Regions from separate parts of the Homo sapiens genome. Here region 2 is linked to region 1. Evidence: chromatin loops called from intact Hi-C (ENCODE). Cell type or tissue: A673. All regions are shown on one strand. Each heading gives the region's core, and the rest is flanking DNA. Links, peaks and the distances in the headings are about the cores only. Region 1 overlaps LINC00437 (long intergenic non-protein coding RNA 437). Region 2 overlaps TRPC4 (transient receptor potential cation channel subfamily C member 4).

Evidence for each region. Peaks named below come from ENCODE experiments on the same cell type or tissue, not always from the same donor. Only the 100,000 strongest peaks of a DNase experiment are listed, where the experiment ranks them.
Region 2: it touches region 1 in a loop (2.1-fold over the local background); 3 of 110 quality-filtered maps call a loop at or near these places.

The regions. Positions count from the first base shown.
Region 1 is chr13:38,521,806-38,538,083 of GRCh38, forward strand. It overlaps LINC00437 (long intergenic non-protein coding RNA 437), which reads right to left. Exons shown (of 3, transcript NR_126377.1): 3 at 10,195-12,215. Among named protein-coding and RNA genes, the nearest start is that of LINC00366, 38 kb to the right of the region's middle. In A673, for the core only: a CTCF peak has its summit at 8,917; a DNase peak (open chromatin) is centred at 8,896.
Region 2 is chr13:37,776,188-37,792,465 of GRCh38, forward strand. TRPC4 (transient receptor potential cation channel subfamily C member 4) reads right to left here. Exons shown (of 11, transcript NM_016179.4): 2 at 6,769-7,173. The coding sequence starts at 7,146. Among named protein-coding and RNA genes, the nearest start is that of TRPC4, 85 kb to the right of the region's middle. In A673, for the core only: no CTCF peak of the experiment used is centred there; no DNase peak of the experiment used is centred there; H3K27ac peaks cover 1,061 bases.

The sequences.
Region 1 (16,278 bases), core at 4,657-12,656:
AAAGAGAGGCTTGATTTTGGAAAAATTAACAATCTGACTTCAAACAGTAGAACCTACATGTTCCACATAGTTGTAGCTGTATCTGGGTATCACTGTGCACATATGATAGGTCAAGGAAAAAGACACTAAGGATTTGTAGTAACATAGACAGCCAGCTGTGATTTTAAAAATTAAATGCAAAACATTTGCCTTTATAAAAATGTTTTTATCTCAGTAAAAAATATGTAAATTTCCTCTTGCACCAAACATCTGAACACTGACTTGTTTTATATTCTGCTTGAAAATATCTATGGATTTGGGGAAAATGGTCACCTGTCTTTCAGAACTCAGAAGAGGAACTCATCAGTCAAACAAGGATCTCAAATCTCTCTCTGCAGCTTTTCACATGAAGTTAATAGCAAACACTGCAATGCCAGAGATAGAATACAAATATTTTGTGCTTGAGTTTTGCTTTAAATTCATGAGAAAATTATCAATTAATTAGGCTTACCTATGCTTTTGTGTTCTGTGTCTCTATTTTAAGATGACAACTGGAAAACATATTTTTACCTAACTCTAATCATCTTTCTATTGAGTGGAGAAAAACAATACCATTATCAAAATTTCTCTCTTCCCACTTCCATCTGCTTTTAACATTTGGGAACCATTCTATACTTATGCTTTCAGATATTAAATACACACACATATGCAGTGTTTGCTCATAATTAAAAGTTTAGCATCTTTATGATTTTAAAATATTTTATACTTTTCACTAGAAACAAAATAACATGCTGCAGTATCAAGGCAAATAATATACCCTTAGGAAGGATAGTATCTTACGCTACTTTGCAGCCCTTTACACTTTCATTTGAGTGATGTTGAATCTTGTCATATAATAAAAGTATGGACAATATCAGCTTGCTGAGGTGCAAAGAGAAGTGCCTTTCATTATCAGTGCATTTAACAAACTATTTTTTCAGCACCTGTCATCTCGAGCACTATTCCAGACAACTGAAATATAGAGACAAACTTAATACTGATAAACTTGATAAACAACATGATTGCCCTCAAAGAGCTTACATTTTGGTCTACATTGAAGGAAAACAGGAGTTCAGAAATAAACCTAAGTGGCCACAATTTTTCTAAGTCAAGGTCTTTGGAAACTTGCCAAATTTAGAAATGAATAACTTCTCAAAGTTATACCTTATTTTGATTCTTTTAAGAACAACGAATGAGAAATTTCAAAACTTTAAGTGCTAGATATTGGTCAAAGGGCTTTATTATCTTTTGATGTTGCTTCTTCAGAAAAAATTCCTCCTTCCCTGTTTATGCCAATGCCAAAATTATTCAGATCCTACTTTCCCTGCAGTCAGCCTTTTGCTAAATATGGAGTTGTTTCAAGCATTCTAGTCATCCTGCACAGAAGACCTGGCAAAGTTTGCTGGGAGAAACAAATGGCCCTGGTGGTCTGTGAGACCTGTGGCTAGGTCTATGTGTATTTTCACTCAGTTCCTTCAAAAGATAGAGATATATTGACCCCTGTAATTTCATCGTCTGGAAGAAAAAAAGGGCAAGTCTAATGGGGATAGCCAATTACATTTTAACCATGTCACGGGCAAATCTAATGGTAACATCTGTGGTAGATTGCTTGTTATTCTCTTGTCTGCATTCATGGCCCTTTGCAAAGTCACTTTGTAGCTTCACCCATCAAGAGATGAAATGTAATCTGAATCAGGGATCACATTGTTACTTGCTTTAGCTAATAGAATGTAGAGGAGGCAATGTGTGCAAGTTCCAATCCCAGAACACAAAGGCTTTGCATGCACCCACACTCTTTCAGAACCTTGCACTGTCATGGGAACAAGCCCCGGCTGGCCTGCACAAGATGAGAGACCCTGTGAAGAGAGGCTCCAATTTTCCCAGCCATGAGCCCATCATAGACTCACTGATCTTAGGCAACCCATCAGCTGACTGCAGAAACATGGGTAATTTGGACAAGATCAGACCAGGCTGTCTCAGACCAGATTAACTGCCCAGCTGAGCTCAACCCTACAAAGTCTGAGCTAAAAAAAAGTTATTGTAAGTCACTAAGTTTTGGAGTGGTTTTAACACATCAAAAACTAACAAATATAATATTTGATCACAATTTATTACCTCATTTTAAATACCTTCTCGATTCTGTCATAAAAGTATTAAACAACCAATAACAATAATTCTCCCGAACAGAGCGCTCTCTCAGGATTTTGTAAACATAATTCGTTCTTTTTCCTTGTTGCAATATATAACCAAAGGTCAAAAAATTGAGATTTTGGTACAAATTATTTAATACGCAGTTTGATGCAAAAACTAACTTGACCATTTGGTTGTATAATTTCTCCACCTTATAACATTCTGCTCACGGAATAGTGATATAACTCATGATGTATTCTAGATAATGCAGAACATTACCTAGAACAAATGTAACTCAATAGTTTGGACTCGATTGGACTTCAGTCATGTTAATAAATATAGTTGAAACCCCTTTATTAAAATCTTCTAAATTTTCCAAAAACTTAATTAAAATTTTTGAATATAAATAATAGGGAACAAAGATAAAATAACTTAAATATCCTCAGTTCTGCGTTAACTAGGTGCATAAACATAAATATAATTATATTTACTTATTTTTCATCGGATATTATTTAATACCACTTGCATATGTGCAAACATGAAAATCATTTTTAAAATTTCATATTCCACCTTTGACTCTGAACCCCAAATTTACCTAAAATATTTTTGTCATATTCTCATTTTCTCAATTTGTGTCTGTCATTTTGTAGTTTAATTAGTTACTAAGACCTCAGCAAATGTCCAACTTATAGCTGTATCTCACAAATTCCTTTTTAAAGAGGCATTTCCCCTCTCCTTCTTTCTGGTCCCAAGTACACATTATCTACCTGGGTGGCAAGTGACTTTCCCAATACATACAGTAAGTGCAGGGCCCAGGACCCACGATATTTTTAGAGACCCACAAAACATGTTTTAAAATAAATGAATAAATAAATAAAATAGGAAGTAAAACCAATATAAGAATAATGAATAGGTAACCATGAGTCCAGCCTGGATTATTTCTACCTTTATACCAATGTAGTCCTAAAATATAATTTTTAATATTTTTGCATGGAGAAAGGGGCCCACTAGGGCAAAAGTGCCTGTGGTTGGGAGAAAGATGAGTCCTCCTGAGAGACTGCTTTCCTTCTGCTAGTGGCAAGTTTGTGGACCTTTCTGGTGAAGGTCAGAGCCTCTTCTTCCTAGGCAGGTCCAGACCGTTTGCTCTTTTGTGCTCCCAGCACCTAAATGTTGGCTCTTTTGAAGCCTCTGATGTCCCGCATGTGAATGTCTTCTCTGTGTGCTGGCATGACATCTTAATCCACAGACATCTTCTGTTCTACCATGTCCTCCTAGAAACCCAGGTATACCGCTGACAGATCTGAGAGCTCCTCATGCTCCCAGGTGCCACTTTTCTAGGCCTCATCTCCCTCTCCTTATTTCCCTTGTCCCAGCAGCACAGTTAGGGTTGAAAAGAGCAATAAATGGTTAACGCCCTCTGGGAACCCATTCCACTCCCTGCCTCTCTGCCAGCTCACCTTTTGTGTCCTCCTCTTGACAAAAATAATCAAACCAGTTGGGCATTATTTGAATCTTCCTATGGAATGAACAATGTGGCCCCAGACATAATTTAATTGGTAAAACACACAAAACATCTGTTTTGGTGATGCATGGTCATATATTAGTAACTAGTGGAGTGTGAAGGTAATATAGCCAGTACTTCCCATTTTATAGGTAAAATCTATATATTATTTAATATAAATAATAATATAGATAAAGTACAGAAATAACATAAACAAATAACAAGAAATTGTCCAGAGGGAAAAATAAATCTTATTTGTTCAAATGAATTGGTTATTTCAAATTTTGTCCTGATGGAATATTTTCCCAGGGCACAATAAAACAGAAGACAAATTTTTACTGTAGGCACATAAAATGTCCCTTTTTTGTCACCATCACCTGAATTTTTTGGAAATAAAATTCAATAATTTCCTATGAAATACGAGCAGCTTGCTGATAGAATTGACTCCAATGGACACTAGATAAAATACCTTTGAATCAATATATCAAAATTTATTTTGTTTTTAAAAGAAATATATCTCATTTGAAACTGTGAGATACACAAAGCCAAGATGTAATTTTTTAAAGGCTTCTAGAGTGTGTGTATATAAAATATAAAATTAAAAATAATTCGCATATATTTCAAAAAGTAATTAATATCTAAGAATATAAGTGCATTTAACAGAAAACAAGCTGAAAAGCTAGAATATAAACCAAATCTATTTGACCCCAAATTCCAGGACATTTTTACTATATCAGTGATGGCAATTATGTACAACCTATGATGCAACCCGTCTCACCCACTCTCATAGTGGACATGGCTAATCAATCGTAACCATTTTCTGCCAAGTCAGCTGTGGTCTCCAAAGACCTCTCCACACAGAAGTTCAGAAAATCAGTCACAAGCAAGCATGCAACCTGAAACCTCTTTGCAATCTCTCTCTTATATCTGCAGCCTGTGTATACTTTGTCCAATTTTATCTAATAGGGATGATAAATTTTAAAAAATCCTCCAGTGTCATCTCCCTCTTGGAAATACATGTTTTTAATTTTTCTTACCATCAGGCAAATCCATGAAACGTATGTTCCTAGGGAAGGTGGGGAAAGATAAGTTTCTAGAATAAAAAAGCCCATAGAGTGGGGGAAAATAATGATATAAGGAAGGTTCCAGAAAGGCATGCAAGTTTTTCTTCATGGGAAGGTTTCCTGTTGGAGAGGAGGGAGATTTGCGTGGGCCCTTACAGTGGGTGAAGATGCTACCTGAGTCATAAGAAATATCTAGTGCCTTCATCCCTAAACTGGGGCAAAAATGGAAAAAACAGACAGTGGGAATGTGGAGAAGAGGATCATTTGAGTATGTGTGTGTGTGTGTGTGTGTGTGTGTGTGAGAGAGAGAGAGAGAGAGAGAGAGAAAGAGAGAGAGAGAAAGAGAAGTAGAGAGACAGAGGGGAGAGAGGGAAAGGAAGAAGGGGACTAAATAAATTGGAGAAAAATCCAATAATACCTGGTCCCTTGTTATAATTTCTTTATTTTTTCAGCATACTATGTGTTGCCACAAATACAAAGTGACAGAAAGACACGATAGATGGGCTTGAGACTGTGCCCCAGCAGACACAGCCCCTTCTACAATCTCTGGATGACATGTAGGAGGCTTTATGAGTCCTGGAAAAGAGCGCAGGTGGATAAGAGCATCTGTGGACCCCAGAAGTCAGGGATCTGGACAGGGGAAACTACTAGTTTAGAATTCATACCTAAGGCAATGATCAGCAAACATAGAATTCAACAGTGGATATACTAGCGCAGTGGGATGGCTGAGACTCTGCCCTGCTCATTCAGGTTTCCAGACCTAACTTTATGTCACTTGCTGTTGGCAGAGCTAACAGGGAACACAGCAGTTCCCGAGCCCTTACCTTCACCGCAGTCTCCTCTTGGATGAGAATAACACGTTCCTCCGCACTCAGATGTCCTCTTAGGAAGTTGGATGGAGAGGCAAAAAATGTTTTAATGGGGAAAAAAAAAGCTAGAAGAGAGAGTTTAAACTTTAAATTCTTCAAATTGACTTCATAGTCACTATGAGGAGGCAGTTTTGAGGAGATTGTTACATTTTAATAGCTTATTTGAGATTTTCCTCCCCCGCCATCAGAGGGAATGGAAACTCCAAATTACGATGAAATCAGTTAACAGTTAATAAGAAGTTGCATTTACAAGATACTCCTAAGGAAGGAGCATTTTATCTCATTTTTCCATTCTTCCATTTTCATTGTCTATGTAATCAGTTTTCAGCCACCAAAAGATGAACTCAGCAGAGATAAGTAACACTGGGAATTTACCTGCAAGTACTATTATTCCCATTCTTCAGTGAGAGAACCAAATCTCACATTTGTTATGCATTTGGAGTCCTGCTGCTAGAAAGTTGCCAAGCAAATATCTGAATGCCAGTCAGCCTGATCTCGCAATCTATCTTCTTTCCACCATAAACTGCTTCACATCCAAATACCTTGTTAGCTTCTTCATATTGACACCCCATCAAGCACCTCAAACCAAATATATCCAAAACTGAACATATCATCTTTCCCAACAAACCTACTCTTTTATTCTATGTATTCATCTCAGAGAATGTTGTCTAAACTAGAATCATGCAAGATTTCCCAATCTTTCTCATTCTTTTTAGTTGTTCAGCAAACCCTGTCCATTCTATCTTCTGCATGTCAGCACTCCACAGATAATCTTGGGAGAAATGAATGCAGGATAGGAAATACCTATATAGAGATATTATAACTACAAATAACTGTGGTAGGAGCCACGGCTGGAAAATTTCACTGTTACTTAAATAAAACCAAGCCAGTGTCTACAGTAAGTCAACCAATGAGCAACATGGAACCCAAGCACCTCCCTTGAAATCAGGTTTCATTTATTGAAAAAAGGAAATGAGATTCTTGGGAAGCTAGAAGGATACTCATTTTCAAATCAGATTCAATGAACACAAATCTCAAACGGAAGCACTATACAATTCAAAAATAATACTGAGGTGTTTAAGGAAACACCTGGAACCTGCTTTTGGAGGAGTCAATCAGAATGCTTTGCATTGTAGAGGAAGAAGGATTCTCCAAGAGAAAATCCACACTCCTGCACCTCATGGCAAGTACTGTGTACAAAAAGCTGTATGCACTGCCCAAAGAAAGAGGAAAAATCTCAGGGGCTTCCACTCATTCCTGAACAATCTACAAAGCATGAGAATGATAGTTGCTATTGTTGTTCCTTTCTTCTTCCCTCCATCCCTCCCTCCTTCTCTCCTTCCTTTCTTCCTTCCTTCATTCCTTCCTTCTTTTCCTTTCTTTCCTTTGACTTGTTCATTCATTTGCTTTTAGACTCACTGTGTTAGAGATCAGTTATAGAATTAGTTAATAGAATTGATATTCAATTAATAGATTCAATATAAATTAATGAAAACTACATTTTACACTTAAAATAAGTTCAATAAAATTATATATGATTTTGTAAGATTTTGATATAAAATTTTATATTTTCTCATCAAAGAACAGGTGAAAAGAAAATACTTTATGTTTATTTACATTTCTCTTTTTCTTATCTAATTAGCTCTGCTAAAGATTTTGTACGTATCTTAGTCTTGTCCCACATTATCTTTGCTGACTCTTGCTTTTTTATTTCAAGGTCTTTCCTCAGACTCTGCTCAGGAACTCGCTCAAAGTTCAATTTAAGAGTCTACTGTAGAGATTTGCATCCTTTGATTCCATCCAGCATTAGTCACCTGCTTTAATTGCCACATGACAATGCTTTGCCACTGGCTGCTCAAAGCTGTGTCTCTTCTGACCAACCTGGTGTTTGATCTGTTCCCCTTTGATTTGCACAATTCATTAAAATTTTATATTCTACAGTAATGTTGATAGTAAGCTTTAAATTCCTTTTGCTAAGAAATATAACCTCAAAATCACAAATATCTCACCATTATGTGTTATTGAATAACAACAGAATTTGACTTTGATTGATGTGAGTTGGAAAAAAAATCGGCATTTTACAGAATCAGCAGGAGGCCTCGTAACATATGCTTTATGTTACATAGCTGAGAACAAAAGCCTAAATCATACACAGAATTTATCTGATGAGGAAACATAAATATTTCAGTGTGCATTGTGGGCCCTAATGCTCTGAGAATTATCACTGTAACATAGACTCATGACTTTACGCTTCTCTGGCCCCAGTGAGCTCCCAATCCCACTTGTGGAACAGGTGAATGTGATTATTAGAGTTTCCATGCCTAGTGCAAAGAAGGATGGAAAAATGAGCATCTCTAATTTTCTGTTTCTATAAGGTTGATTCTGCTCCCTCTAAGACTCAGATCTCTTAATACTATTCCAAATATAGGCAGAGAATGCAAATACTGAGCAGTCAAAAAAAAATGACAAATGTCTACTACAGCATCTGAGTTGAAAATTCTTGCCATATCGTACAGAATCAAAAATGCCAATACACTGCCAGACTACCCAGTTTCCCAAGTAGCATAAACATGGATTCTTATTTAGCCATGTTCTTGGCCAGTTTCCCACGGGACACACACACACATACACACATACATAACACAAGGAAAATGAAATCACAAAGATACTTGCTCCTAAACTGCAACTGGAGCATGAATTTGTCTAAATGCTTAACTATTCCATGAAAAATAAAATATGACTAGATATTAATCAATTGGGAGTATTTTTAGTATGATTTTTGTTCATCTTGTTTTTTTGCTTGCTAATGACAGTTTTGTATGCCACTTCAGGTTAATTTTGAAAAATAAATACTGGATTAAATGCATTAATATACTCTTATAATCATAACCCTGGAAAGGGTCTTATTACTGTTGAATAAAATCAACAGAAATACGATGAGTTTATGAGTCATAACCTATGCAAAATACAAGGCACTTTTTTTAAATAGGAAAAGCTTAAATTGTTAGACATAACTAAGCAAGAGTATACAGTTTTAGTATGCATAAACCAGAAGTGTTACAATTTTATATCCATGAAGTAGGATATTGAATCATGAGCCCATATAAAAAGGAAAATTCAGTTATCATTTTCATTTTCTCTTCTTGTAAATATTCACATGGTACACTAAATTGTCATTTTGTTTTATTTTGTTTTAATTAAGGGATGTAGTCTCATTCTTTAATTTAACTGTGTTAAGCAAACCAAATAGTTGAAATAAATCCAATGCACCACCGTTGCCCGAAACCTCTACTGTTATATAGTACACCAGCACACTCTATTGGACACATAAGATAATAAATGTGGTCTCCAAAGCAACATTTTAATGTCATTAAATTCTGCTATTTATTTCATTGACAAAGTATTCTTTTTTATACTTACTTTATAGAATAAGCAGAAATTACATGATATTCATGGAGAAATTCAGGATTTTGATATAGACGAGAATAAGAAATGTAAAAATTATGGCCATTTTCTACATACGTAGAGCTTGACCCAATAAATTGCGGGACAATGGGATGAGGATTGAGAAATGCCTTCAGATCAGGAATCGTCTTGCAGAGCAGACAGACCAAAACTAAGAAATTACCCATTCAACCAACATTTTTTGAGTGCCCACTATCTGTAAGATGGGCTAATCCCGTGTGTACAAAAATGGCTAAGACATAGGTCTGCCCCAGCACTCTGAAAAAATTGTTAGAGCCAAAATATTTATAAAGTTTTTCTGGTCCTACATGAGCAAAATATGGATACAGCTCAATTTTTAGATGTCCAATGCCATAATTCTTGTGGCATATTTTGAGGAATTTAAAATTTTGTTCTCAGAAATAAGATAGAGAAGGTGTCAATTTAAGACCGTGGACTCTGGGGCACTTGTACCCACATCTGCCTGTGATTTTCTTTGGTACTTTAAGTAAAACGATTCTAGACTCATTTAATTATCTAGAAATTGTAAATGTCACTTAGGATGATAGTAAAACTGAGTTTTTTAGTGCTTATAATATGCTAAGCTTTTTTCTAAGGGCTTAGAATGTGTTTTCTCATTTCGTCCACACAGCAACCCTATCAAATATTACTATTTTTTCCCACTTTGCTGATGAAAAGACTGAGGCATGAAGAACTTAAACAAATATCTGAAGATTACACAGCTTTTTAAAATAAATGACAGAGTTCGGGTTAAAACCCAGGGTGTCTGATAGGAGGGCTCTTTCTCTTAGGGTACATCACAGGATATTTCTGTGATCAATTTATTTCATTCAAATGTGGGAAGGATAGCGAATGCTCCACAGCAGCTTTCAGGCTTTTAGAATATCAGGGATCTATACAGAAAAGGGGGCATCTAATTGTCTGTGGCTGAGGACTCATTATAATAACCCAAACTAATTGGTTTGTAACTTGTAGCCATTTGAGTAATTCTCTTATAATATGTCAGTCAGATCAAGATTGCTGGGACAACAATGGATATGTTGCAGACAGTGATAACCATGCTTCCGCCCTCAGTCGTCACCATGTGTACCATATTTTATACATGTTTTCTTACTCCCAGGCATACACAACATTAAAATAAATAAAATGGTTGATATCCCCATTTTTAATAAAAAAGAAAAAGGACATTTTAGTAACTACCATAAGTCAAATGAACTCTAATTCAGCATCAATATAGAATGAAGTGCTATAGTTCATCCACATTCTTATTAATAAATTCTGTATGATTCACATGCCCCTTAATTTAGGTCTTGTATTCATCTAATTTGCTTACTTGTCCTCCCTATGATTGCAAAAATGTTGACAGTTTGGATTTTATTTTATGAGTCAGTTGCTTACATAACAGTACCAAATGTTAAATGTGGAAATTAAATGCCCTATAGTCAAAATAATGATAATTATTAACAATACAAAATAAACTGCCAAAGAGATCCTTACTCTAATGACAAATATGCTAGCTTTAATAGAAACAAGTTGTTTCCTAAGCAGCTGTCACTCCTAACTCATTGAAACTGAAATGATTATGACCTGACACAGATTAGAAATTCATACACACACACATAATATTGTAAGCATAAGGTATCTCAGCAATAATTCAACTTATAAAACCTGCGTTACACTCTTTTAATTAGGCAATTAAGAAAGATACAAATGGGTACAAAAATTAGACAAAAATTATGGCAGAACATATATGTCATTATCTTGGAAGATTAAAACTAAACAAGTAGCAATAATGTCTGTTTTGAAGTGTCTTTTGGGTGAAATCATTAATAAACATGTTAAACCACTAGTTTCATAATGATAGAGAAAGTAATATTTCTGGATTTAAATATAAACATGATTATAATTATTCAGCCTTGCCTTCAATTCTGACAAAGAAAAAAATGATATATAAGCTATGATGAAATATCTTTAGAGCATACTCTCATGATTTACAGCAAATTTATATAGGCTCAATCGAAATGGTTCAAATCAAAATCCCTTATAATTCAGAGTGCAGATGAGGAGTTGTTTACACTAATCAATAACTATTATTTGAAGAATGTTGCAACTGGGATCTTAAGGAATCTTAAGACTCATTCATTCTTGGGAAAACTTTTGGTGGGTCTATGGTGCCCAAACATTCCGTGGGAATATCAAACTTGAATTAGTCAATGTTGTATTTTTTCTCGTTCAATATTAAAATTAAAGCACTGATATGACTCAATTTATGTCATGCTAAAAAACAACGAATTCTAAACAAACTTTTCTGATGTTACTTGCAGATAAAAATACATTGCAGAATATGTGATTGATTAACACAAAGCTGGGGAAGCAGTTACATTTGGGATATAGACCAAGGAGAGGGATGTATTAGTGAGGAGTACACAGAAGGCTCTAAAGATACTGAGAGTGGGTGCTTTATTTGTTAATTTTAGCAGTGGTCATATAGGTGCTCATTTCATCCTAATTTTTAAAAATTGTACATGTGCAATTATGTATATTATATTCTATGTATAGCATAGTTCAAATTTAAAAAATTAAAGACTGACATGATTTTTGAAACTGCTGGATGAGTTCATTTTGTCATCCTACATATCCTTTTGTTAGCTTATCTATTTATGTTCGATAATTACAGTGTTAAATTATTTCATAAGTTTTTTGATGCAATGAAATACCTTAGGTTTACTAAATTTTAGTTCTTAATTTGTTTTAGTTAGAATAAAATACTGCTTCAAGTAAAAGAAGAAAAAAATAGTTGATTAAAAATATGAAGGTTTATTTATCTCACATTTAAAAATGTCTTGTAGGCAGTCAATCCAGGAGTGACATGATAGCGTTGCTCAAAAAATTCCTTGGGGACACAGGCTTTTTCCAGCTTCCTATACCAGTAACTCTAGTGGACTATGGCCTTTCCCCTCATAATATGAGATGGAGTTTCAGCAGCCGATCCAAGTTCCAAGAAACTGGATAAAATGATCAGAAGAAGAAGAAAGGGGGAGGTGCAATATATTTCTATTCACATTCCATAGGCCAGATCTCAGTCACGTGGCCATATCTTCCTGCAAGGCAGGCCAAGAATGAAGTCTTCATTTTGAGTGGCCATGTGCCCAGCTAAACATCTTGTTACTGTGGAGGAAAAGAAACCATATTGAAAAGTACTGAGCAGGCTGAGAAACGAGGCAATATTAATCAGAAGACATAGCGTCTTTCTAATGATTCTGTTTACATTTTAAAAAATCCTCTTTTAATTTCAAGTTTATCAAATTAGAAACTTCTTCTATTGATCTTTGTCTTTTAGCTCTTTAGATATTCAAATTCACAGACTGAATGTTTGTAACGACCATTCAGTAAACCCTGTTCTTTCTAAAAAACTAAATTATATTTTAACATAATACATTAAAATAAAAATATAAATTAAATCAATGTGTTGTCAGCTTTTGTTAAATTATAATTTCTGTAAGTTAAAGACTACTACTTGGATGAATAAAATTGCCAGTTTCCTATCATTGATTTGTTAACTATATTGAGTATTTTATTGTACTTCATCTTGGTCATAAGAAGGTAAATTTTAATATAAAAATACTAAACATAAGTTACGAGTGAAATTTTCTTTCCTACTATTATCATCATTTGACTTTAATAACACATTAAAATACGCTTTTTAAGTTTTATATTTCTTTTAGTAATTCATCTAAAACAGCATATCAGAATGTTAATTTTAGAATATTTCAAAGTAAAAATACTTTTCCTCATCCATTTACATATCTGAGCCAAAATTCTAAAATATTTTTAAAATACCCATTTAATATAGTGTGCTTCTTTCTGAGTTTACTTATAACCATTGAATGCATTATCTTAAAAATAAACAACCAAAGAAAAATGTTGACTCATCTCTCTTTCTGAACTTCAAATTCTACTGATAAATCAATTCCCATTTTGCAAGCAATGTTTTAACTTTTCTCACCCATGTCAACAAATTAAACTGCTATATGTAATGAATAATATTTGATAGTCAAATCAGAAAAAACAATGAGCAAAAAGAAACTATAAGAAACAAAAATATAATAGAAATGCATTTGCTTTTAGAAATGGCTGTATCTGGCTGTTCCATAAACTGACACCTCTTGATTAGCAAAGGGAAAAATGTCACAGGTGCAAGTAGTGATTTAGAGATGTGATATAGAAATATTCTCAAACATGAAGTGCTCCCATACAAGTTGAATCAGCAAACATTTTATTGACAAACCCTCAGTGAAAACCTGCTCAGAAAGTCCTGAGGCTGAATTCTGCAGCACCGCTGTCTAGCACCTGACTTGGAGATTCCCTATCTGGTGTCAAAGTCTCCCATTCTGAGATAGGGATTTTTTTATGTGTACTCAGCTTTCTATCAGATTCAGCACAAAGAAATGGTTAGGAGTCGCTTATTCAAATGGAAGAGTACATAGAGCTAAAAGCGACTTCTTTTTTGTGTGTGTTTTTGCTTTTTGTCCCTCTCCCTTTGTGTTATTTCAGATGACCTCCCTAGGCTTGAATACCCCACGGGTGGTTACAACTTGGAACATCTGTCCACAGCCTGGCGTGGTGACAACACCTGCTCCGCACTTGGCAGGGTGGCTGTATGGAATAGTGGTTTACCACATGGGCTATTCAGTCAGGGTGGTTGGGTTCAAATCCGAGCTCGGGTTAATTAACCTCTCAGTGCTCCAATAATCATTTGTATCATTAGTATGATTATAGAGGTGATGTATGGAAACAGGTAATATTTGTAAAGTATCATGTATTAAGTGCTCAAAAATATGTATCATCATCATATATTTTACATTATATAGATGTATTATAAATATATGCATAAAGATGACATTTTAAGAAGGGAATTGGGTAAGGACATTGGAAATTAAAATTGTTCAATGTCAAAATACTTAGAAGAAGGAAGACAGTCATTTAAATGTCTATCAATCTCCTGAAAAATGTTATGATACTATGGCACCATTTACTCTTTGTTCCACCCTTGATGATTCTGATCACCTGCCAGGTCTGAGTTGTAAGCCTAGGTCTATATATAATTTTTAGTTTTCCAAGCAATAATATATAGCCAAATTGGAGAATGCCTTGATCAGAATATCCTCATCAGTGATCAATATTTCTGATTCTAACCCACCCACCCACCTACCTTCCTTCCTTCCTTCCTTCCTTCCTTCCTTCCTTCCTTCTTTTTTTGACAGGGTCTCATGCTGTTTCTCAGGCTGAGTATTAGTGGTGCAATAACAGCTCACTGTAGCCTCGAACTCCTGGATTCAAGCACCCTCATGCCTCAGCCTTTTGAGTAGCTAGGACTACAGGCATGTGCCGCCATGCCTGGCTAATTTTTTATTTTTTCTAAAGACAGGGTCTCACTATGTTGCCCAGGTTGTTCTCAAACTCTTGGGTTCAAGCGATTCTTGAGCTTCGCCCTCCCAAAATCCTGGGGTTACAGGCTTGAGCCATTGTGCCCAGCCTCAACTGACCTCTTCAACTTTTTCTTTCACTACTATCCTCTCTTCTCATCCTACTGCTTGTTGTTCTCTAAACACACCATGCTTTATTTCATATATATATATATATATATATATATATGAGAGTTTGCATGAGCTACTACTGCTACTTAAATAGGCTTCCCCAGAGTGCCTTTTCTACTGGCAAAGGCTTGCTCCTGTTTTAATACCCAGATCAACCATTCTGTCCTTCCCATGCTGAGCAAGATCAGTGGATCTCTTCTATGAATTCCCCGAGACTGCTGCAGCCCCAATCCCACCTCATGTGAAGGTCTTAGGTCCCCAGAAGGTCACTAGACTGTGAGTTCCTTAATGACAGAATTTTACATATTTTGTTTTCTCCAGTGGCTTTAGCACACTGCATAATACAGAGTAGATACCTAAAGAATGATGGCAATGACTGAAAAAACTCAAGTTGCATGCAGAAGGCTGAGGCATATGTAAGTATCTTTGTTCAAGGGCTTGACTCTGAGAATAAGATGCTGTTAATGTAAAATATTACAGAAATTCAGAAGAAAGAGCAGTGAATGTTGCTCTATTCACACACAAGGACATACCAAGATATTTCTTGTACAGAAACACTGTTTTATATTGCAAAGGAACCAGAAAAATTTGAAATCTGATTTTTGCTTCATTAAATTTGCAATCAAAGTGGGGCAACAAGACAAGTACTGTGCAATTAAGAGATGAAATTAAGAGGTTTATGGAAGTCTAGTGATAGGGAAACCATATAAAGCCACATGAACATAAGCAAAGATAACTTTCTTGAGAAGGTGAGACTAGCTCTTGATATTAAAAAAGACTGTGTTTGTACAGAGTAGGGGAAAAACAGATGGTTTTTTAGAAGTGTGAAGTAACGGGAGGAATAGGGAGGCTGGTGTGTTAGTTAGGAAACTGTTGAAACAGAGCCCAGATTGCATGTTAGGAAGTAGTGGGAAATAATGGGAGATCGGTAGGTTGGGCCAGATTATAATGAAGCTTTTAAAGTAACTAGGAACGAAAAGTTTGAGATTTTTCTGCTAACTGAAGCAAATGATTGATTGATGAAAGGAAAAAAACACTGTGTTGATTAAATGTTGACCATTATAATTTTCAGTGCAACAGCTGCTACTGAAATTGCAGTAATTCAAAATGAAAAATAGACACTGTTGTTCTAAAATAGCTTGGACTATTTGGAACCCTGTAGCATGAGTTTATGCTATGTAGTTTTGCTAAGAACATGATGGGGTGCAGGGTTTTCTTTTTTCATTTTATCATAATTACTTGTTCTAAGGATGGAGAATTCAAACTGAGCAACAATTTCACAGCCAGAGTTGGAGTGTGGGTTGTATAAAGTTGTCGAAGCACTTTCCAAAGGTATAAAAACTCCTCTCAACTACCTAATTACAATTTCTAACTGAAATGGTATTTAAAACATGTAACTTGCTTACATTATTTATCTATTAAAATGCATGTATTATAAACTCATTATTTACATTGTATTATTTGCTCACAGTTTTTCTCCTGAAAACTAAGTCCTTGAGTTTGACAGTAGGTATTTCCCCTCAAGATAAATATTTTAAAAACTAACCATACTATGCAAACTACTGGGGTAGGAATAATCCATGAATATAATTTACATCACAACTCATAGTTACTTATTTTTTATTGCCCAAGAT
Region 2 (16,278 bases), core at 4,174-12,173, 750 kb before region 1:
CTAATAAGATTCAATTTAATTTTTAGACATTCAAAGTATTTGTTTATATTGACTACATTGAAAATATCAAATTTGGGGATCCTTTTCAGCTTTTTAATCTTAACGGCAGAATAAGAAAATAGTCTAAGAAACTTTCCTATTGATAAATCGATATATAAAGAAACATAATTGATAACTCATCTAGCTATGTCTCAATATGGGATAAGTATTTTATGGGGAGAAATGAGCGTCTTTAATACTATACTATAACTCTTATTCTTTTGCTCTCTTTAGCTCTCTCTCTCTCTGAATTTTGATGTTACCTAAGTTATGGTTACACATATATTGAGGCTCACTTGAGGCTCACTTACTGTCAATATCCAGGATTTGACCTCAAACAGGGTATAATAAAAACAAATAGAAAGGAGTAATTTCAATTGGGTTAACCACAAAGAAGTTAAAATGTTTTCATTCTTTAGAGGGTGGCTCTATGAGTTAGTTTATAGACTGTCTTGGTATACAATGTCATTTAATAATTACCATATAAAGTTCATGCGATTGCAGACTTGTTCCAAAGCCCAATGTGGAAAACCCAATGAATACAAGAGTTAAAAGTGAAGTTTTTCAGGGTAACTGAATCTTGAAACAGCCAGTAAGTGGATTCATTCCAAAAAATTTAGATTTGTCTAAAGAACATATTTCTATGTCCAGTAGACAGTAATATATTTACTGGAATCCATATCGACTAAGAATCTTCTATATTTTTATTCAGCAGTGTATATTTTGGGTTATATATTTGCATTAACATGCTAGTACCAATATCTTACTTCAGACTGTTTGATTTTCTGATCACATAACAGGCAATGTTTCTAAAGACACAATTGTATTAACAAATCTACTGAAACTACATATGTCAAAAAAAATCTCCTATATGCACTGAGGTGGAAAGAAAATAAGTAAACTGAAATATACTTTCTTTTGCTCTCCCTGAATTGGGTTTCTGTTTCCAATTGTATTAGTCCATTCTCACATTGATATAAAGAACTACCTGAGACTGGGTAATTTATAAGGAAGAGAGGTTTAATTGACTCACAGTTCCACAGGCTATACAGGAGGCATGGCTGGGAGGGCTCAGAAAACTTACAATCATGGCAGAAGAGTGAAGGGGAAGCAAGCATGTCTTCACACGGCAGCGGGAGAGAGAAAGAGAGTGAAGGGGGAGCTACTACACACTTTCAAACAACCAGATCTTGTGAGAAGTCTATCACAGGACAGCACTAGGGAGATGGTACTAAACCATTAGAAATCACCCCATGATTCAATCACTTTTCACCAGCTCCCACCTCTAATATTGGGGATTAAATTCAACATGAGATTTGGGTGGGGACACAGAGCCACACCATATCAACAATGGTGGCATTTTTCAAATGAAAAAAGAGGTCTTGAACTCTAGAGGGTAAATTGCTGATGCTTAATCTTTTCACATATTTGTGTTATTTGTACATTTGTTTGTCAATAGGAAGACAGAGATAATGGCATAACACAGTAATAATGCCAACACTATTATTACATGATACCTTATAAAAACACTTTTACAGAATTTGAACATCACTAGACTTTGAGAAGTAGGTAAGATTCAGACCACAGGCCTGATTAACAGCCAAGAAAAAACCAAGGCTCAGAGAGATTCAGACACTTGTCCAATTAGTAAGTGGTGAACTGGACTGGAAGCCAGCATTGCTGTCACTTCACTTCACTCTGTGCTCTTTCCCAGCACTTCACAGCTTCTAATGACTTTGTTATTTCTTAGTGCAACACCATGGTAAGGAGTGTCTGGGGTCACAATTAATATTTATTGGGCAACAAAATTATAAATGGCATTATAATATTCATGATAGAGACAGTCTGAATGTGTACATCCAGAGACTTCTTAAAATTTGTCTAATTCATATCCTGAATTCAAATAAGTAATTAATGATTTAAATGACACCCATTCAAATCGATGCAGTGGCTAAAGCCAGACCAGCATATGTCTTCAGAGACTCTTGAGTTCCAGCACTGGTATTTCCTTGCTTTGTGATCTGGGACATATTATTACGTCACTTAAGCCTTTTAATACTTTCATTTCCCCATTTGTAAGTGGAGATAGCAATAGGACCTACTTTCATAGGATAATATAAAGATTAAGTGAGATAAAACAAGTAAAATTCTAATCACAGTTACTGGCATGGTGACAAACTCAGTGAATATCATCTAGTATTAATATTGTTGTTATTTTTTGTCATACAATTTTTATTATTATCCAGACTATATCAAGGTTGGTTGCTAGCTATTAATTTATAGGTCTTTTCAGTCTGGCCAACCCACTGCACAATTGAGTCCCCTTTCCTGTCCCTCCTTTGTAAAATGAGGTGATTGATTAGGTTGATCTCCAAGAATCCTCCCAATTATAAAATACCCTGCATTATTTTTAGTAGAACTTTAAAACCAAAATTTCTTCAGCTAATCACTCTGGAATCTTCACTGTTTATAATGTATAGCAAAGTCTTTTTTTCCAAAGTGGGAATACATAATAAGGATGTTACTGAAATTGGGAAACTCTCATATATTAAATACCACTTAACAGCTAGTACTTAAGGGAATGAGTCAAAATTTCCTGAAAACCAGGTTAGCATAGTATAGTATGAGACATCTAACATAAAATATACAGCTGTAGGTTCTCTACAACCTGCAACATCCTCTGAATCAGTGGTTCTCAAAGCACTGTTGCTAGACTGGCAGCATTAGCATTACCTGGGGTACTCACTAGAAATACAAATCCCAAGGCCTCACTTCAGACCTGCTGTGTCAGAACCTCTGCAGGTAGGTCCTAGTAGTCTGTGTTGTAACAAGCCTTTCCAGTGACGATGCTAAAGATTGACAACCACTGATCTAACAAAAAAATTGAAAAGCAAGGTCTGCTTCTGATAAACATTTACTGAAGCAGCTGAAACTGAAATTAAATCTGGACTTAGAAGACATCTAAGCTCTGCTAAAAATAATGAAAAGTCAAGTTACCAATCAATGGACTGAAATGAGGGTTAAGAAGTCATTCTCAGTTATTCCCTCTAGAGAAATAAGGTATCAAGAAGGTTAAAGCCAAGTTCAGTAAATTCATCAGAGACTATCAGTGCAATGATTCCTGCTTAGTGTAGAGAATCAGAGGCTCTCTGTGCTGTCTCCTATGGGAAAGAAATAAGCTATTACTCTTCTCATTAAAAAAAAAAACCCAACTAAATTCAATACCCTGATTTATGAAGGACTACCTTAAATATGAAAGAAAATATTTAATGATCTATACCCATCTATTTATCTGGAAAGACCTGCATCTTTTCATTACATGCTGCATTGAGAAAATCATTTAATATACTAAAAATCACAAATCTGTAAAACATGTATAAGGTCAAAAAGAAAACCAATGTCAGAACTGCAGGAAGATAAGGTGATTTTATTTGCTTCAATGTCCTCCTTATCATCTACATAACAATCCCAGACCCCATTCTTAAATCCAACATTTCTAACTAACTCCTAGGTATTAATACTAACAAATCAAAAAACTACGCATGTCCAATTTGGTCTCATAAGTCTTTTCTTATAGGCTTTATCTCAGTTAATGGTGTTAATTTTTTCAAGGTATAAACCTATCAACATTCTTCCCCTTTTTCCTTCAAGCCCTTCTCCAGCCCTCTACCCACTAACATTTTGTGTTTGCCAAATCCAGATGATTTAACTTCATCATTTTCTGAGGATTCATTTTCATCTCTTCAGTTCTGACAGCCTTTATTCATATTCCCATGATACTTTTCTTTTCTGTATTCACAATCGGACCTTAGGACTCTCGAGAAAAGGAACGGTGTCTCCTCCTCAGGGCCCAGGACGAGGCCTGGCAGAGCAGGCATCTGGAAATTGTTCCCCTGTGAAAGCCTTTAAGTGTAGACAAATTCATCTGAAATCTCACAGCTCCCATGACCTGAGGATGACTATGAAATCTTTCTTTTTCCAGAGAAATAAGTTAATATGTGACAAATTTCTGAAAGAGTATATTTTGAATATGCATTTCTCACATTTAAAAACTACTAAGTGTTCTAAAAATCAGATTTGGATTTTTTTTCTTTTTATTAGAACCTCTTTCTTAACTCATTTTAGGATGTTACATTTATTTTGTTCAGTTGGATATTGTTGTTTTCAGGTTTTATCATTTGGCCTCAATGACCTCAATAAAATGAATGATGACGTGTCCCAGAATCTTTGGGCATACCATGAGTATGAAAATTAGGTGAATTAAAATAAAACACAAATGGCTTTCAATGATCACAAGAATGAGGAATTACACCTTATGAGAGAAAAAAGTCCTATCAAGGACATATTTGCTACTTACAACACAGTGATTTATGAAAACTGTCATTCCAAAAGATGTTGACCTTCCTTAGGAAATGAATTACCAAAGAAAATCACAAATAAACAGCCAGGCTCTAATGGGATTTGATACGGCCCAAGCACTGAGGCCATCTTTGTGTGCTATGCACGTTTCATGTTGCTGAAACTTCAGTTTTCATTGTGCAAGATACCAAGAATTCTGAGGGAGATTGAAATTACTCTTTCAAAATTATAAAGTTCAAACAAAATAATACAATTTTTGTTTATTCTCGGTGCCTTCACTGAAGAGGAATTCTAGAATGTACAAATAGAAAAGGAATTCTTGGCCAGCAGACTGATATAAGAGAAATCTTCCAGAAACACATGGCCTGGGAAATTTCAGACTCCTGGCAGATGGCAAACCTTGACTGCCTTTTATTAATAATCAGGATCCAGATCAAATGCCTATAAGGAGCCAGGACCTACTTGTGAGGCTAGAGTTTAGTTCAGAAGTTGAACATCTTCCAACAAACACTCTCATAATAGCAGACATCTTCTCCAGACACAAAATTATTCTGGTCAGTACAAATGTCATTGACTAAAGAGACACTGAAATTTATGGCCAGTGTTCTCTAGAAAATAGAACTAAGAAGGTTCTTTAGTAATAAACATCAAAAACATGTTCCATGGCAGTTTCATTCTATAGTCTTGCTGCAATCTAAAATGATTTACATCACAGCCAAAACATCTGTCTTATGGTTGCCTATATAGACATAAAATAAGAGAGTGTACAATATAATATCATTGCTATTAGAAAATGCAAATACTTGAGAGGTACAGCTGTGGAAAGAATTTCAGTACCACAAGGAGACTTAAGTAGTAGCACCTAAACTTACACAGATTAAAAACAGACTCTTACTCATTCCTGTCTGTGTTCTGTATCTCCTTAGTGGTGAAAGACTGGTATATAACATGAAATGTGTCTTTGGATATTACTATTAGTTGTCTACCCCAATCAAGGCTTGTTCACGTTTGAAAGAATACAAGAAACAAGCAAATTTTTGTAGCAGTAAACTTTTACCAATATAATGAGAGTAATCCACAAACAACCGTTTATGAAAGAAACAACAAAATGCCAGCAAAGCAACAAGCAGAAAAGTATTGTTGCTGTGGAGTGCTGTTTTATCAAAGTCTTAGTTCAAGTAAGGGGAAGGGTTGAATGGGGATGAAACATAAAAAAGGGACCATAAAAACACAGGCTTTTCCCAGCAGACAGGGACACTCAGCTATAAAGTTCTTTTCCTAATAATGGCAAAGATTCTGATAAAAGTCCTCTAGGAAAGCAAAGAGAGCTTGCTTGTAAAAAAAATGTCACACCTCCTAACAGTCTAGCGTTTGCAGAGACCGAGATGTGTATATTATCAAATAGGCTAGAATTTGCTAGAGCTAAAATAACATCCATTTTATAAGATTTTACTTTAAAAGACAGATTTTTGAACCGCTGCAGAATCTGCAGTGTCTTTGCAGTTAGTCAATTAGCCTTGATGCAAGGAAGTGACGAGTACAGTGTGAAAGGAAAAAGGATCAAATAGATAATTCAGACACAAGGCAGTTACAAAGGGAAGAGTCCAGACAGACAAAAACAGACTCCTTATTCATTCCTGTCTATGATGTCTCCACTTCCTTAGTGGAAAAAGACAGAGAGAAAGAGAAAAACACACATTGTATTTATAATTGTGTGCCATTTTAGTTTATTTTCTGTTGATACCTATAAGGTATAGCTACATTTGCACCATCAGTAAAGTTGATGTAGTTAAGCCCACAGTCAGAGTTCAGCTATCTCATAGTAATCCTTTTTGTTTCTTTCTTTAAGTCTCAATTTAAAAGAATCTACTAGAGTTTGTTAAAGGATAATATCAAAATTAGATGGTGCAACTCACTTTTGCAGTAAGCTGCAGAAGCCCAGAACAGGCAAGCAGGTTAAATAGGAAAATAACAAAATAATTCACCCTCTGATAAGGTAGAATTAAGAAAATGAAAGGCAAGAGGAAAAACACCCACACATACACATAAAGTTACGAGCAACCTATGTTGAGCATTACATAGAAATGTTTCCAATTTATGAGCAGTCTACTTAAATTACTTTATTTTGCTTTAGCTTTCACAATTACTTATGATTTTCCAGGGCAGGAAATGCAAGTGGACGTAACTATCATAGGACATGAAGGGTGTACCTAATAGTAGTTTTCTGTTATAATATAGTTCAGATTTTGAAGCTTATATTTCTTAAATTTTCAGGGCATTTGAAAATCTAAAAAAAAAAAAAGAAAGAAAAGAAAAAACAAAAAACCTTCTGCAGGTAAAATAAATTAAAAACTGTATTTTTGCAGGTACCTGTTTTTCTCCACTAGGTTTTTTGTGGTTCAATAACAGCTCAACAGCTCCGACGACTTCTTTTCTGATAGCATGTAATAGAGCATCTCCAACATAGACATTAAAGCTTAAGAGTAGTTCGATGAGCTCCAAGTTCTCATTTTCAATTGCAATGAGGAGAGCAGTTCTTCCGAGAGGATCAATGCAATTAATATTGATTTTAAAATAAATTTCAGCTTCCTCTAGGGATTTCTTGACACTGGCATAATCTCCCTTTTCCACAGCATTCAAGTAGGCTTTTTCTGATGGCGAGAGTTCTGATTCTGCTCTTACTATCCTTAGAGGGATGCGGTCTCTATAGGGAGCATTAACATTTCTTTTGTAATAGAACTGAGCCATGTTTCATGCCATGCTATTTCTTCGTCTCTGAAAGTAGAAACAAAAAACACAAAGATTAGTGTTAATATGCTTTTAAAATTGTTAAGCATCATACTTCTCCAACTCACAGTGATATCAATAACAACAATACCATTATTAGTAACTATTAAGAGTTAAGGTTTTTTTTTTTCTTCAACAATATAAATACTAAATAGTTGTTCAATTATGTGGAAACAAAGTTTTCTTTTAAAATAAATAAAAAGAGATTAACATTTGGTAAACTATTTAAAAAGTTACTCTGAAAGTGAATTTTATCAGAGAATGCATTTATAGTTTTGGAAATTATTTACAAAGTTTATCGTAATTATATATAGTTTTCAATCACTTTGAGTATCAGAGGCCATATTTTTGAGATCTCAAAACTAGACCAAGGATATTCAAATATATAATTCATTGTCAATTTTTCTAATTGTGGAAACGCTATTGAGATTATGTAATACCATTATGTTTGCAAAATATTGTTAATTTGTCATATATTTGTTTTTTGTTTTGTTTTGTTTTGTTTTGTTTTTTTTGGTAGAGACAGGGTTTTGCCATGTTGCCCAGGCTGGTCTCGAACTCCTGGGCTCAAGAGATCCACCTGCCTTGGCCTCCCAAAGTGCCGGAATTACAGGCATGAGCCACTGTGCCCTGCCCTCTATACTTAATGCTAGTAAGTAGTGACATCAAAGTTAATGTAAATTAACAACATTAATGTCAATAAAATATACTGAGCCCAATGAACATAATTATATTTTTTTCTCTCTGTGAGTTCATTGAGGGGGAAAGACATGTACTGAGAATATTAATCATCAAGATGAGTCTAAGCAATTCAATTTCCAGAAGAAGATTTGGAAAGGATTAAATGGAGAGAGAATTTATTATAAAAATGTTATTTTCTTCATTCTACTGCCTTTAAAAAATAACAATAAACCACAAGGCAGGAATGTATTCATTATAATTTTTTTATTTAGAAGTTAAAGTAAGGATATAGTTGAATATGAGAAAATTAATTCAAGTAAATGAAAGCTCATCTTACAATAAATTCACAAAGGTACTGGAAGCTATATTGATCTGGTATCGTCCTAGTGATAGAGATTCATAGAAAAAAAGTATTACATCTTGAGTATGATTTCTTTGTTGCTGTTAGTTCCTCTTGCATACTTATTATCTAACCTATTTTACTTTTCTATGTTATTGAAATTGAACTCACATATTTATTTGGATATGTTTGCTCTGCAAAATTAAAATGAATAGGGTGTTCTAGGTACTTAAACATGCATATTCTTTTTAAATGATCTTTTCAACCCTAATCATTTTATGAGTAAATGAATTTGATTTGTATAATGTTTTAACCATAGATTAAACATAAATTACATTAACAAATATGATTATATTTAATAATATTTTTATTTTGGGAAATTTTACATTGTTTGCATATTACCTCAATTTATTATTTTAATTATCAAGGAATTAATTTTTACCCTTTGACATCCAGATAATTCATCATGATTTCTAAAGTATCTAGGTGTTTAAGAGCTAATATGAAAAACTATTATTTCACAACTGGTATCTCTCTGGCATATTAAACATAGTATTTTGTAAAGCTACCTTCACAGACTAAGCAAAAAGTGAGTGTTCAATATGTATTAATTTTAGACGTGCAAATTACTTACTTGCTTGAGGGCTGATTATAACTTTAGTATTGTGGGGATGCTTTAACTCACTCTAGAATAACAGGAATAGCATTTATATTATAGAATATCAAGGAGAATTTAATATTCCCCCAATATCACTAAAACTTGAGTTAAAGCAAGATGATTATGATTCTATCTATGTCATTGTAGTTATCTGATCCTGATTGCCCCCATTTTTTGCATCAGTGATGCCAATTCAATGTTGGCCTTGGAAAGGTGGTTGACACTCCCTTCCTTGGCACCTTTTTTCTCATTCCCAGGTCAGAGTCTATAACAGTGTGTGGGATCAATGCCATGACCTTCACAGTGTAATTTTATCAGGACTGACATCCAAAAGTTTCATAATAATAATGACTGGTATTTATATTCAATTTCAGCATTATGCATACCCTTTATTATCTCAGTTCTTTCTTATCCATGATTCTTGGAAAAATACATGAATTTTTATTTTAGAGTTGAATTTAAGTTTTCCTACCAATAATATTTTTAGCTTGAGACTGGTGTTTGAATGTAGCTCACCCAAAATACAGGCTAAAATGAAAATACACACGCACTTACACACATGCATGCACACATCAGTTCTGCAGGTGAATTATGATTCAATCAAGGTTAAGACTCACGATAGAGAATGAAAAAACTAATTTATTTTATTTTTTCATTTAGTTAATTTTATTAATAATACTATCAAATAAAGAATTAGGTAGAGAACAGCATTTTATTTCTCATTGTCAAAGTACAGAACGTCAGTGACAATAGGGATTAGTGGACAAAACAGAAGCTACTGGAGAACTTTGAGGAAGAGGGAAGATAAAAATAAATTAAGCTTACTAATATCTATTTCATTTAATCCAGATAACTTCCACAAATGTAAACCACAGAAGTTCATTTTAAAAAGAGTTACACTACACAAAAAAAGAGACATATTTTAGTCAGCACTGTAATTAAGAGATGGAGGAGGTAAGGGATATTTGCATTAGGTAATCTATTTCTCTATCCACAAAGTGATGAAATCAACACTTACCAAGGAATGGCTGAGAAGTTAAGAATGAAAGCATTGGTGCTGAGAAAGATCTTTTGTTAACTTTTATGACCTCTTTCAATCTCTTGGATTTGAAATAAGTATATAAGAATTTATGTTAGGAAGTCTAGACAGATTTTAAATATGTTTAAAATGTAAATAGATTTAATAAATAAAATTTAAATATTTACAATGGAATCTAAAAACACTCACAGGGAGAAAGACACACACACACACACACACACACACACACACACACACACACACGTAGAGAAGAAAGAGAGAGAGAGAGAACAACTTTGATGGCTAAAACCTTAACATAAGGGAGTAAGGAAGATCATATAATTTTTCAGCACATGGGCTTGTCCTTGATTACTTGAGATGCGGGGATACTAACTGGAGGACAAAAACAATAAAGTTTAACATTTTAAAACTGTGCTACATAAATGCAATAGCAAGTAGCAGGCACTGATAAGGCTGATGAAATCTCTGAGCTGACACACTTATCATCTATGGAATTGCTACTGGATAGAAAGGCTATTAAAGAACAGGAGACCCAGTATTGCAAATATGTTGACCTATAATGTCAAAATAAAACATTGCTCCTGGTCCTCCACTTTTAGAATAAACTTTGGAGGGGAAATGATTTCTTCCCCCATGAGACTGCAGAATTTTAAGAATGCTTTCATTTCAATGTCTCCTGTATAACACCAGAAGTGGAATGACTGATTGGTCAAATTATATTTAGAAGATTTGGAAGAGATGAGGAGTGATGGGGAAATAATTCAACTTCTGAGATGTTATTTTTTATGAAAAATAAAAATTATTTCCCCTAAATGTGTTGAGGATTAAAAAGAAACAAGAAGGTAGAGAGAGCTACAACTTGACATTGATCCAAAGAGAAATTAAAATCGTCACTAAGTATGAAAACTACAGTTTTCTAAGCAACATAAAGATATACAACCAAAAATTTTAGATATTTATATGTATCTGAAGGCATATTGCCTAAAGGATAAGTTTAGTTATATAGTGGAAAGAACAGTGAATTTGAGTTCCAAGGAACACAAAGGAAAGGAATATTTAATATAGAGAGATCTCCATTCTTTAGTATGTATTACTAAAGAGGAAATGAATTTCCCTGAACAACATTTTATTTTCTTCCCTAGTTGACTGTGAAAAGATACATGTTTACGGATGTAATCTCATGACACAGTAAGAAACAACTCCTATTTGTTATTAAGATACTATCACACATATGTAAGTTGCATTTGTACTTTGTCTGGAATCTAATATGAAATAACTTTTCCCCAAATAGTGCATTCACACGCAATCCGATTAGAATTTTTTCTTGATATTGTTCTAATATATTATCTCAATAATCTTTCACATAACATATACTCCACATAAAAGCATAATGGTCTGATTTTTGCTATCACTCTGAATTCCAGATCTTTTTCTAATTTCCTTAGGCAAGAAACAATACATACGTTTCAGTAGCTGCAAGTGTTACATAAAAAATATTGCATATGACTGAACTGTTTTGTGACTTAGTCCAGTCAAAAATTAACATGAATTTTCTCTTGTTTTCATGATGTCAAAGTGCAATGAACTACTAAATTTCTTTGAGAAGTTGTAGGGACATTTCTGTAAACCATGAAGATAAGATTACATTACTCAACAACAACAACAAAAACTACTTTACTAAAATATTTTGACATTTTATCCTAGGATTTTAAAGATGGAAATCAAGATTATACTTATTTTCAAAATTCAAGCCCCTTAGATTGAACAAGTACCACATAAAAAACTAAGCGCTATCTCCATTTTAATTTCCTTTTAATTTTATTTTCTCATCTTCTTTGCAATGGTATATTCCCATTTTTAAAACACACATATCGAGGGGAATGGTATAGGCAGGGCAAACAATGTTATTGTGCTGGATTTTTACCTCATGGGATTGAGAAAACATATCTTTTAGAAAATAATGTGTAATAGTCAAAGTTTGAAACTCCACCCTGAGAGTTAGAAAATACGCATCAATCTATTACTCTTTCCCTCTGATTTCAAAAGAAAAGATGTTCTTTCCTCATTCTAGCTACTAATCTTGCTGTCTGAGCTTTCATCCATTCCCATTTCTCTAATATTTCATACCAACCTTCACTCTCTTTCATACCTAAAGCCTTTCTGCAAACCTTCTTCCCTTCATGTCACAAATCTACTTAATTCTCATTGTTATTTTTAAATTGTAATTATCTTTGGTAATTCTTTCTGTCCTAGCTCAGATTTTCTGTATTTTATAAACTTTAAGCTCATCTTCCATTTACTCATTTATTCTCTCTAACATGGTGTTTATCCTCATCATGGATAAATTTTATTTTTCTTAATCATGTCCTCCTAGTTGCCAAATACATTTGGCTCTTTTCAAGTCTTACGAGTTTTCAGTAGGTTCTGGTGACAAGCCTGCTGAAATGAAACTGGTCCTGCCTTGGGCTCCCTGCCAGTCTTCCCTAATGCTCCACCTCCTACCTCAACATGACCCTTCTCTCAGTGGTTTCCACAGACTCCTTTTCTTCAGTCTAAAGCTGAAATATTGATATGACCAGGGTCCTGCTTGTGGCTCTTTCCTTTATCTATCACTCTCCCTATTCTTATCATCACTTGCTGTTTAAAATGTTCCCTGAAAAACATACATATGTTTTAAAATATCCTATAAAATCTACGTTGCCAGACCACACATCTCCCTTAAGATCTGGACTTCTGCTATCCAAGATGGTAGCCATTAGTCACATGTGCCTATTTAAATGTAAATTAACTATAGTTAAATAATATTAACAATCATTTCTATGTCTTACTGGGAAGATTTCAACGGCTCAGTAGCATTCCCTCACTAAAATGTTGATGTTCATCATCTTTTACACGAGCTACAGCAATATCTTTCCAAACGATGTTACTGATTTTAGTCATGCATACTTCCTGTTTATCCTCCCCAGTGCCACATACCTAATCTTTCTAAGACGCAAATCTCATCAAATCACTTTCTTACTGATAGTCTCTAAAAGGCTGATAACCATTCACAGGTAAAACACAAACTTATTATGGAATACTGATTACTCCATGATCTGGCTTCCAAGACTGTCCCAGGCAAGTTTATTTTACACTGCCCAAAATACCAAACTACTTGGCTACTGTAACTCTAAGCCTCTTATACTGCTCTTTACAGTCTGAGTGCTTTTCCTTCCCTTGGGCACTTAGCAACTCCTGCCGGGTTTTAAAATCTTTCTGAAGCATCATAGCCCCTGATGATGTTTCTTTTCTTCCTCTCAATGCACAGTTATGTAGCCTTTTTTATGCATCTTTATAAACCCTGTGGATCTCTTAGATTTAGAACATTTCTTACTGGTGTGTATATAAGAGATTGTGAAGTAAACAGTTCTGCATCAGCATTCAAAATTTGTAGGTGAATCAAGGAATTAATGATTATACTCTTAGAGTTTTACTCTGCCATTTTAGATTAAATAAATAGGGTCAAATTGTCTTAACCACTTGCCTAAAATTGTTTTAGCAATTCCAGTCAATAGCTGTTAAGCTATCAAATCACCTGTGCAAAATACTTTATTTCTTTTTTTTTTTTGCCTGTTTTTCTTTTCTGCACATCTTTACTACTAAGCTTTTGGCAGCTGTATGAGGAAATATAACTGTAATGTATAAATCAACACATGGCTAGCTCATGGCTCAGAAACATGTTTCTCATCTTTACTTCCTAAAATCTTCAGAATGGCACAAGACTTTAGTAATTTGCTGATGTTTACAGGGGAATATAAACACAGAGGGAAAAAATTAAGACATCTTAGAAAGCAATTTGAGTATCTTATAACAGAAGAAGTAGAATTAGTGTACCAGATAACAGGAGAATAAAACATGCATATTAATCTCTACAAAATTATAAAAAGGGATAGGAGAAAAACTTAGGAATAAGAAAACATTAAGAATAATCACAGATGCTGGTAGAACAACACTAGAATTAACCAGTGAACTGGTCATGAAACTCTCTCAGTTTGTAAAATATAAAAGTTAATAGAAATAGAGAATAGAAACACAAGGGCCAATATCTATAAAATAGTAGTTGCAGAAAGTAAAAATGAAATAATAGAGTATAAGGACTATTTTTATTAGTAATGACCAACAACTTTAATAGTTATAAAAAGATGCATAAGACATCAGAAAGAATTCACAGTGTCACACTGGACATGTAAGAATAACTCCCTTAGGGACAGAAAATATTCTAAAGGAGGAGGGAAAATAGCACATCCCCCATGAGACTGCAACCACACAACTTATTAATAGCTATGTCAACATTAATTAGTTGTTTATTCCCTAAAAGTTTTGCTCAGAAAAGATAAGATTGTAAACCAATAACCACTATTTGCATATAAATAATCACTATTTACATCAATAAATTTCTGCATGTCTGTTTAGCTGAGATAATATTTGCCTACCTGGGCAAGCAGCTCCCTTATTAAATAAGGTTACTTATCAGGACTCTCTTCAGAAGTCTCTTTTTGCTAAATCCACCAATCATAAACTATTAGGTCACAAAAATTGCCTCATCCTAATCATTTTCCCGCCTTGAAAGATCAACCTGAAACCAACTGAGCACAGGCCAGAAAACTCGGTATATTATCCTCCCCCCTTTGGTGACATGGTAAAATTCAGTCCAGGTGACACTCTTCTTTACCGTTGCAAGTTCTATTGAACTTAGCTTTGCTTTAGTAGGAGTTTGTATGGTGACATATTTGGTGAGTTCAATATATAAAGAATCAGGTTAACATCATACCTCATAACAGTAAATTTGGAGGCAATAATATAAAGAGGTATTGCTTTAAAAATAGGGAAGAAAAAACAGAAGCTGTAATTTTATATCTTATTAAAATTATTTAAATGCAGGAAGGAATAACATTAGTCTAGTGCATATGACCTCAGTTTTTTACTTATAGACCATGTTTAGACATAGAAGTACACTATAAGGAAAGTATGAAGATGAAACAGGCCTGTCATGGTGGCTCACACCTGTAATCCCAGCACTTTGGGAGGCCTAGGTGGGCAGATCACAAGGTCAGGAGTTCAAGACCAGCCTGGCCAAAATAGTGAAACCCTGTCTCTACTAAAAATATGAAAAAAAATTAGCCGGGCATAGTGGCATGCACCTGTAGTCCCAGCTACTTGGGAGGCTGAGGCAGGAGAATCGCTTGAACCTGGGAGGTGGAGGTTGCAGTGAGCCGATATCGTGCCACTACACTCCAGCCTGGGCAACACAGCAAGACTCTGTCTCAATAAAAAAAAAAAAAAAAAAAAGGATAAACGAAAAAGTTTTCTCTTATTTAAATAGTCAAGAGATTTTTTTGTCTGTTTTGCTCACTGAAATATACATGGTGCTCAGGAAAGGGTAATAGAGTAAAATGTTTAATGAACATATCTGTATGTCAAGATTTGTGTTTCAAACATTGGCAATACCATGGTGAATGAGTACCAATGTCCTGCACTCACAGAGTTTATGATCCAGTGGAAGGAACCAATGAAAATTAGCAAACATAATAATTATAAATTTCTATAAATCCTATGAGGGAAACAAGTTTTAAGATGAGATGGAGAAATTTGCAGGAGGAGAAGAGATGAAGACCTGCATGAGGTCAGATGAACAGGGATAGTCTCCCTGAAACATGAGAAATGATAAAATGCTAGCTATGTGAAAAGGTGCAGAAAAAATCATGATGTTAAAGGAACCAGAAAATTTTGAGGCAGGAGGAACAGGATGCAATCTAGGGAATGACAGAGGGCCAGTTGGCAGGAGTGCGATGACTAAAGGAAAAAGCGGAAGAGATGAGTCTGCAGAGCTAGACTGTAGCCAAAGGATTCAGGACAAGGACTTTGAAATTCATTCTAGGCATAATAGGAAGTTACAGAAGGGCTTTGTGTGAGGTAATAACATAATCTGATTTCTGATTTTAAAGATCACTCTCACTGCTGATTAATTAGCAATTATACAAGCATGGAAACTAAGAGACCATCTGCCAATAAACCAGTGAGTTTCATCAAGGGTTTACAAGGAAAGTGGACACATTAACATATTAACCCCTAAGATTAAGATGCCATAATGACAGACTCTGATGCTAGCACAATATTCATGGGAATTTAAATGTCACATTTTTTAGTTTATTAATGTTTTTACTAGTGCTCTGATTTAACATATTTTGAGTAATCTTGCTCTAATCCTTATTTCCCCTAGCCCCTATTATTTGGCATAATTTGTAGAATTAGAAGGTTTTTAGGAATATATTTAGATGTATATACGATGTAAAAACAAGAACGCGTGCATAAATGTTATTACTACATCAGAAACAC